Regions from separate parts of the Homo sapiens genome. Here region 2 is linked to region 1. A link is a loop called in an ENCODE intact Hi-C map of the cell type or tissue named here. Cell type or tissue: IMR-90. All regions are shown on one strand.

Region 1 (5,000 bases):
CAGGCTATATTTAAGCTATTAAATATATTTATGTTTCAATAAGGTATGCATTACAATACATAATTCTCATTAGAAACCTCTATAGAGTTTGTATTAAATTCAGAGTTATAGGACCCAGGGATATAAGAGATGAAATTATGGAAGTATCATAGTTAAGTTTCTGATTGTCCAGAAAGAGCAAAACTAAGTGAGCAGCACCTTTAGAGAATGTTGTCTGAAGACTGCTGAATTAGGTCTAAAAATGCTACACTTTACCCTTGCTTAGCTGATTTTTTTGACCATGGTAGGTGTCCTTAATGAACACCAAACTTGCTAAAGGATAATAAATGTTTAAACTTATCTTACTTTTTCCAATTTTTGTTTTGTTTTGTTACAAAACAAAAGAAGTTGAGTGATAACCTCTCATTTTCCTTGTAAAACTTTTAATTTCTTTCTAGTCCATAAAACAAAATTATAACAGTAAACCCAATAAAAGAGTAAATCATCTCTGATACAACTTCTCTGACTGCTTCTTTCCAACCCTTCTTTCTATCAGTGTAGATACTACTTATATTTGGGATCTATTAGATCTGCAGAGCACAGCCTTTCACATGCTAGCGTTAACCATGTATCAATTCTTTTTTCCACGTGCTAACTCACTGGAAAATTTAATGAAACACTCGCCCTGGCACTGCAACTTGCCTTTTGTCACTTTGAGCTGATAATGCAACATAAATGTTTTTTACCACCTCTGGATTCATGGGCTTTAGCAGCCACTGCTGAGAACTTACTGTGAGTGTAGATAGCTTTAAAAGCCTTGCTGCCTTGGTGTTAACTTTCAATAACTGGAACTGAGGCAAGAGCCTTGCGTATTCCTCCCATGCAGATGCTAAGAATTTTTCTTTATATTCATAGACTCAGAGTCTTGTTGATAAATAACAGTAAGGCTCAAGTAAACCATATCCAAAATAATCTATACTATGACAAAATGAAGGCTGCAGAGTCATTTGAGATACTGAATATGAAAGACCTTCAAATTACTTTATAGCATTCTATAGAAGAGATTTATTAGTAAGTCCTATCTTTATGGTAAATGATGCATAAATGATGGTACAGGTTTATAAGGAGAACATATGAAAACTCACATATAGAGCGTAAACTAGGTGACAGCCAGCTTTTCTAAGGGTGAATGGTTTTCTCACTTGTTTAGAGCATATCAGCCAGTGATGGATGCAAAACTGCAAAATTTTAGAAAACTATTTTTTTCCATTGATAGAAAGAGGCTGTTCTTTAACAAGTAGAACTTCTGGTTTTTATATGCAGAAAGGTATTTCTTTTTTATTTCAAGGGAAAAAGCACTCAGTCAAAGCTCCCTCCTAGAGTTCATGCCCTTACCTATAAAGATGGAAACTTATTTAAATCCAAAGGGAATACTGTCCTCCTCAGTTCCCATACCTTTGTATTATCTTTATATAGAGGAATGACAATTCCAAGCAATTGTATCATCATAAAAAATAATAATATTGTGATCAGAACAAGTATATCAACCAAGCATCCACAGGTCTCGTGGTTTATTCCGTACTCTGCTTTTACTCTGCTTCCAGTGGGGCTTGAATAAAATATTAAGGAAAAATATGTCACTTCTACAGAGGCAGAAAGGTCCTTTTTGATGAAGCCCCCAGTAGATCATCTGTTCATTGGAGGTGATCTCCTCTGCAGCTTGACAAAGAACTGTGACATTACAAAGCATGGTGCGGAGGGGTTTGCAACCAGCATAACATGACCAGAGCTGGCACATGCTGAAAAGTCATTTGCCTCTTGGTCTTTTTTTTTTTTTTTCCCTAAAGTGTCTTTTTCCTTTGGCTTCTCATTACTATTATAATACACAATTTTGTTTTCTGTTTGTAACTCTCTGCTGCAATGATTAAAAGTTTCAGAATAATCAATTATTGTAAGGATGACTATATAAATATAAGCTGGTTTATTTGAAAGTGACGTTAAGTTTCATTTCACATATTTGTCTCACAAAATCCCTCACTTGACCAGTGAAGCAAGATGTTCTAGCCTGGCCTTGACAGAGGTCCACCTTCCTCATTCTGGTCTACCTCACTGGTCTGATCAAGGCCTAATGCAATTTGCATTAAAAAAAATTCAATAATTGTTCTAAATTGCTCTCCATATGGTACAGTGCTAAGGAAAAATTTACAAGTTATTGCCTTCATGACTTGAGAGAGAAATTGTTTTATTTTATTAAATATCAGACAAAATTGAATATATAGTTTTCAATAATAACTCTCAAAGCTGATATTAAGTACCTGAACAGATAAGACCATGATAAGGTCAAGAAAGAGGATATTTAAACATCTGTAGGCTTTTTTTCTCGCTTCTTTTTTCTTTTTAAACTTAAGCTTTTAAATCTTGAAAGTTCATGTCCAGTGCCTTGATCAGAGATGATAAATGAACTACTGAATTGGAAGAAGATGCTGTTATTATTTTAACCAGTAAACTAACTCAGGGTTAATCTGGGTGTTATTTAACCTATTGAAAGTGTTTTGAGTGAACATATGGTTTCTATTGTGAAATGAAGGCACAGTTTTAACTATGAATATAGATAATTACCCTTTCGACTTTAAACATTTATATGTGTCATGTTGTGTCAGAGCATTTTTCATGGTCAATAGGTTGAAAGGTTATAAAGTTGAAAATGAAAATCAGTACTTTTGAGTAAAACTACATAGCCAGCACAAATAAAGCAATTCACTACTGCTCTCTCTTGGAAGGAGTTAGTAATAACACCCAGAAAGCAATCACTACACCAGTAGCACAGATTGTATGTGAAAAACATGATCTCAGTTAAAGACCTAATCTTTAAGTTAGAAATTCAGCCTATAAATGCATATTCATGAATGTTTCAATAATTATTTTGTAAATTGAATTATAGATGATGATTTTTTTCTTTGTGTAATAGAAAGAGAATATTTTTAAGTTATTTTAAAACTTCATATAAAATGTGTCTACTACAACGCTGATTTGAACATTTCATATAAATGTAATTTTTGAACTGACACTGAACATTTACAGCAGGGTACACATTTTGTAAATTGCTCAGAATGACGTCAGTACTTTGAGCCTAAACAAAACAACTCCTTCAAATGGAATTGGACTCTATTGCAAATACTTACTGGCTTTCAGAGTGGATGCCATATAGTTTCAAAGGAGCAGGACCCCCATTCCAACAGAGTAACAGCAAATTTTCAGATTCATAAGAAAAGGATAGGGGTCAGACGGAGAGACAGAGAGAGAGAGAGAAACAAAGAGAAAAAGAGAGAAACATTTTGGCAAATTTCAATTTTTTATCAAGGCCTCTAAAAACATTTAAGAATTATTTTATCAACACTAATGGATTGGCAGAATATAGCTATCAACATAAAACTTAATTTTAAAACAGTGTTTTCATTTCCATTTCACTCTTTAGAGTGATAGCCCCCATTTTGCACCGGGTGGTAATAATACCTCTGTCCTATTATTATTATTATTTCTTATCTTCTTACTACAAATGAGAAAAAAAGTTAAGGCAATTGTTCTTTCTATTCTTTTACTCTCAAATAAGACATTCTTGGGACAAAGATGGCGTGTGAGTGCTTTTGGTTTTATTAGAAAGGAAAGGCACATAAGTTATTTGTGGCATGTGCTTTGTTGCTCAAATTGTTTGGAACCATTTATGTCAGATGCTGATGTCTTTTTAAAGATCACATAGCTAGTGGTTTACAGAATGAGGTTCCAGTGCTGCATGAAGCCAAAAGAAAAACCCAACTGATGATGAAGGACTTTGAAAAAAATAAGATTATGACAAGAATACATGCAAAGTTTCTATTTTGCTAGACTGACAATCAATTCAGGGACAAGTACACAGTATCTTTTGATAAAAATACTGGCCTTCATCTTCTGTAAGTAAACACTATGTAAGTTTTAGGATTCCTAAATGTGTTACCACTATCATTAGTGTTTTTTCCAGCACTATGACTGTTCTTCTTTTAAGAAAACTATGACCCTGGTCGGATGAATTCTACATTCAAAGGTAAATGCAGTTACTAAAATGGAAGAGGCTGTGAAAGTCTCTGAATAATTGCCACAATTATTTTTTTAAATCCATAATGAGAAGAAATATGTAAAAAGTATGTCTCTGCTTGTAACTCAGATCAACATTAAGAATTTGCATCTTTTATTATGCATATAAATCTTATTTTCCCAATAATGTTAAAATATCTACCACATGCTCTAAAACTGTAAATCTTTTACAAATGGAATTATTTAAAGGGGATGCATCTAAATTTATATTACCTATGATAAAATGTACAAGGTATTTTTATGTAAAAGTAACAATTCTTGTGCTTTTTATCTTTACAGTTTATTTGTGTTTTTGTAGAAATGTTTACATTAAATTCCCAAGTGTTTTTCCTTATTTTCTTATAGTCATGAAATATTTAATGTATTTACCTTAGTATTTCTATATGTTTATTCTTAAAAGAGCAAGAAACAGAAAACATAAAGGGTTTTGCTCATGCAGAAGGAAAACTTTTCTGAAAAAAGTTTGACCATTTAAATTATCAATTTCACAAGAAAATTTGTTTTCTTCCTTTTAATTAATAATAATTATTATTAGCTCCTGATAATTAAGTGAACGTGTATGCACAATATTCATAGAATAATGCCTGAAACAGTGTATTGTCAATACATTTAAACTATCATTGTTTATCTATTAATTCATATATTAAGTAAACATGAACAGGATGCTTACTGAAAGCAAGTTAGACCAACATCATCTTCCCTCATAAATTTTGCAATCTAGAATGTATTGTAAACATTAACTTAACAGATTTCTTTAAGACAGGTTATTATATTTCTGAGCTAGCTCAGGTGTTGTGTTGCAAAGTAATAAAGAAATATACTTAATGGTCTCTTCAAGGCCTTCCATTAACAAGTCTGCACAAGTTCTAATGAACCACTTTCAAAAGTCAAGT
Region 2 (5,000 bases), 720 kb before region 1:
TAAGGGAACTCTATTAGAAGGTGAAAAGAGAGCCGTAGATCTAGCTCTCAAAATCAGCCTCCTTGGGGCACAAAACAAGATGCAGAGAAGAAAGTATGAGTGTGAACAGGTTCATAATGTGGAATGAATGTATTCCAGGAAACAGTATATGGAAAAACCACAAGAAGAAAGACCCCAGACCTAAGTAGTTAACATATTGGGCACAAAGAAGTTAGAGGGGCAATTTATGAGGTTGAAAAGATAAATAGGGGTCAGACTACAAAATTATTTTACATTACATTAAGAACTTTGAATTTAAAAATTTACAGCAAGCTAGATGCAGTGGCTCAGGCCTGCAATCCCAGCTTGTCCGGAGACTGAGGCGGGAGGATCACTTGAGGCGAGGAGTTTGAGGCCAGCCTAGGCAACAAAGAGAGACCCCATTGCTACAATAATTAAAAAATAAATAAAGTAAAAATTTAAAGTGAAGCTGTGTCATTGTAATGTTTATGTTACAGAACCAACATTCTGGCTCCTGATTGGATACTGGATTAGACAAGGACCAGGGCTGAGGCTGAAGGAGCAGTTTAAAAGTTAGCACTGAGATCATCAAGTTACAGATCAAAGAAGTAATAGAATAGAAGGAAAAGGCAGATTGATGAGATATTTAAAAAGTAGAATTAATAAAATGTGGCTACTATTTGGATGCTGGAGGTAAAAGAAAAAGAGAAGTCAAGGATGATATAGAGATTTCTAGCATTTTCATCTTAGAGGATGGCAGTACCATTTCCAGTGACAGCAAAGAAAATAGAAAGAATTGGAGAAAAAAAAAAAAAAATGATGAGTGAGGCCTGGTGGAGTGACTCAGGCCTTTAATCCCAGCACCTTGGGAGGTCCAGACGGCAGAACACTTGAGCCCAGGAGTTCCAGACCAGCCTGACCAACATGGCAAAAATCCATCTCTACAAAAATTACAAAAATTAGCCAGGCGTGGTTGGTACACCTGAAGCCCCAGCTACTTGGGAGGCTGACGTGAGAGGATGGCTTGAGCCTGGGAGGTTGAGGCTGTGATGAGCCGAGATTGCACCACTGCACTCCATTCTGGGTGACAGAGTGAGACACTTTCTCAAAAAAATTTTAAAAAAAGAAAGAAAATGACGAGTGAGGTTTAGTACATATTTTAAGATATTAAGTTAAAGTTGGATGCCTGTGAAGCAGTTCAGTAGAAATGTCCATAGAGAGAACAGTAATATAAATGTACTTTTGAAAATTATAGCCATATCATGAGGAAGTAGTTGACATGACAGAGAATTTAACTTAGCTATGACTGACCTAACACATAGCTTTTTTCAACATAACCAGTTAATAACAAGTTTAATAATTTTTTAAAGGCAATTCTCTATTTATTTACTTATTTTTGAGGTAGGGTCTTACTCTGTCACCTAGACAGTAGTGCAGTGGCGTGATCTCACTGCAGCCTCGACTTCCCAGGCTCAAGAGATCTTTCCACCTCAGCCTCCTGAGTACCTTGGACTACAGGCCTGTGCCATCATGCCTGGATAATTTTTGTATTTATTGTAAAGAATGAGTTTCACCATGTTGCCCAGGCTGGTCTTAAACTCCTGAGCCCAAGGGATCTGCTTGCCTCAGCCTCCCAAAGTGCTAGGGTTACAGGTGTGAGCCACTGTGCCTGGCCACAAAAGGCATTAAATGCCAACAACAAAACATAACTAGTTTCTGAAGTCTATCCTTTCAATTCTAATTATCTTCCTTGGTACTCCCTTATTGTTGTTTGTGGACTTAATGCTTTATAAAGTAAATGCCTGTTAAACAGATTGTAAAGAAAATATTTCTGCAATATTATTGAGAAGAAAAATTTAAGATCTCCAACTGGACTTTGAGTTTTAGAACTAGAAGAAGTATCAAAGGTCATTTAGCAGACTCAGAGGTTTCTTGTTTTAGATGAGAAAGCAAAGGACCAGATAGTTATGCCAATGGTTGAATCATTCAGAAATAAACTATAGAGTAAGTAATTCATTAAGATAAATAATGATTAATGCACATATGGGTTAATCAAGCATCTCCACTTATAATAATGTAAAACAATATCTATGATATAAGGCTAATAGGGATCGGGGAGGAGGAGAAACTAGACAACAGAAAAAATACACAGTAAATTAGATTTTAATTAACATCATACTGATGTGATATGAGCCTCGAAAGATCAATCTTCAATGCTTCCAAGAAACTCCATAAAATAAAAGCATATTTATATTTAAAGGTTGAAATATAGGAAACTGCTAAAAACATGGATGCTGAAATTGCTAACATTTCATTAAAGGTGAAAAAAGCTCACTGCCTTAATGGAAACTGAACTAAGCCCATAGAGAAGCAGATGTTTCCCTTTAGCAAACTTTCAAAGCAGCAGGAACTTGCATTCAGGCAGGAAACTGGCAGAGGCGCTGGAGCCATTTCTAAGTGGCTATGAGAGTTGAGAGAACGTCCTTGAAGACCTGTGCTCTGGTTAAAATGGAAGTAGAGGTTTTGGCAGACTGTGCTATCGGCTGCCTGCCAGTGATTTTGAAAAGTATGACAGCTAATGTGGCTGCCCAGATAGTTCTTTGGCTGCACCTCTGGTTGGAAGACATGATTTTGAAAGAACTCCACACAGGAATTCCATTTGGCAAGGACTTGCTTTTTGGCATGGACATGGAAAATCTTCTTGAATAAGCACTGAAGAATAAATTATTCCTGCCTCAGGATAAAACTTCTGGGGGATAGGGAAAGAATTGGGCAGCAGATTACACAGAGGCAGAAAGTTTTTGAACTGGCAAGTGACACTAGAAATTTGCAATCAGTAAAAATAAACCTACTGCAAGGAAAAACACTGGAAAGTTCTTCAAAGGATCCGGAAGAAAAAGGGGGCTGGTCTGGCTACTCAGTCATTGCTCTGAATGATGAAACCAAATAATAAAGATCATATGTGAATCAAAATGGGAAAGTGTACATTTAATTCAAGAAAGTGCTTATTTAAAAAAATTTAAATGTTTTGAAATATGTAAAACAGATTTTACAATGTAGAGACCTGGTACTACACTGATCATGAGTTCACAAAATGCTGACCTAAACTTTCAGGTATGGGTTCTTCTGTTACTTGCTGTGTGAAGTCTTTTGGGGGACTGAATACATTTGGGTTAGTAATGTAGTTGGTCATGTAACCGACATGTAACACGCAGAGTGGCATTTTCAGTGCCAGTATCCTTGTGGTACTTGACAGTGTCCACATGTCTCTTTGGCATGTAAAATGTCATCAAGTTCTCGACTATCTCAGTTCTTATGCAGCTTCTGATATATGAAAACAGCATAGTGTTTTGTACTGATTGATGATAAAAGGTCATAATTGACTACTTTTTTTTCTCTTTAAAATATGCAGTCATGACCGCTTGAGTCTTGTGAAAGATTGTTTTCCCTAAGGTGTCAGGTAAAATACAGGATGCTCAGTTTAATTTAAATTTCAGATTAACAGTAACTAATTCTTTTTCAGTATAAGTATTCAAATTTAACTGTGGGTGCTATATTTTACTTGATAAATTAGGCAGCAAATTTTAGGGACAGTTTTATGGGTAAGAGAGATCTGTTCTTCAGTTTCAAAATGCTATTTTATATATATAAATTCACTTGGCTAGAATCCAACACCAGTAAACCTAACAACAAATTTTGTTTTCCATAAAATATTGAGAGTGAAGTTCAGCGCAATCTTTTACCTGGTCTGTGAGTTTATTTTTTGAAGAAATGTGTTTGATAGCCCTGCTTCTAGCACAGGTGCTGAAGAGGTGGCCAAAAGACACACTTAGTGGTAATGAGGGGCAAATAAAAGAAGGAAAAGCAGAAAGAGAAGAGATAGATGTACATTTTGGTGATTAAATCTATGAGTTTGAATACTAGTTTTGCCAATTACCTACCCATGTACCTTTGTCTAATTGTAAAAAATTATAATAAATGTATAATAAACTATAAAAATAAAATAGGACATGACAATGACGGAGGACAGTGTTTAACATATAAAAGGTATAAAAAATATATAGATTTGTGTCTTTTCAATAATTTAACAGCAATTGGTGCTGGAGGCTTGCGACTTAAATCCAGATCCTCTTGCTCAAAGAGTGAGGTTCAAAATACTAATGCTTTAAACCTATGTCAGAAAAAAGAGCCATTTAATAGTAATGCAATGAAAAAAATCAAGGTACAGAATATAATTATAATTTAAAAATTATTTAGACTGCTGCTGTTCTGCCTTTTTTAGAAAATGCTTAATCAAAAGGCAATTTTACCCAGTTACTTGAGGATATTTGACTTCCATGGATAATTGCCTAATATAAATTCAGAGGACACGTATTTACAGTCAGCAGTTTTGAAAAACACTATGACAGCGTATTAAAATCTTACTTGTGATATCCATCCTCTTCAAGTCTAGCGTAGTGAGTGTAGAAGATGAGTTGGCTCAGAAGATTAACCTTATGAAGTTATTAATTAGAATATTTGACCACAGCTATATCACAAAGTATTTCCTGATGTGATTATTATGAATTTCTAAAAAAAATGTATTTTAAGCTTCTAAAATTGAGTCTAAAAATATTTCTTAAGTGAATGCTTCCATTTTGCACATTGCTACTAATAGATTATGAACACATTAGCGCCAGGGTCTGTAGGTATTTTATCAGTAGATTATCAGGGCCTTTACACAACGTACAATGGGCACACATTACGAAATAATAAATCAAGGGAAATATAAACTCATAATAAAATAATTAAGGAAGTAATAAAGAAAAATCAGTTTACAGCACAGAGTAGAGTAATGTATACATAGCTTATAAAAATTATGTCCACTAGCTTGGGTAAGATTACAGAGGTGTCTTTTTCTTCTATTTGTCTTAAAAACTGTTAGGCACAATGTTTCCTAAAAATTCCAAAGGAGTTGATGATCTTTTTGTAATATCACTTCTCTGACAAAAATTTATAAT

What was found. Peaks named below come from ENCODE experiments on the same cell type or tissue, not always from the same donor. Only the 100,000 strongest peaks of a DNase experiment are listed, where the experiment ranks them.
Region 2: it touches region 1 in a loop (2.5-fold over the local background); 1 of 110 quality-filtered maps calls a loop at or near these places.

The regions. Positions count from the first base shown.
Region 1 is chr1:79,257,683-79,262,682 of GRCh38, reverse strand. No RefSeq gene overlaps it. Among named protein-coding and RNA genes, the nearest start is that of LINC02792, 65 kb to the left of the region's middle. In IMR-90, a CTCF peak has its summit at 2,753; a DNase peak (open chromatin) is centred at 2,722.
Region 2 is chr1:79,979,937-79,984,936 of GRCh38, reverse strand. No RefSeq gene overlaps it. Among named protein-coding and RNA genes, the nearest start is that of LINC01781, 550 kb to the left of the region's middle. In IMR-90, no CTCF peak of the experiment used is centred here; a DNase peak (open chromatin) is centred at 2,566; H3K27ac peaks cover 625 bases.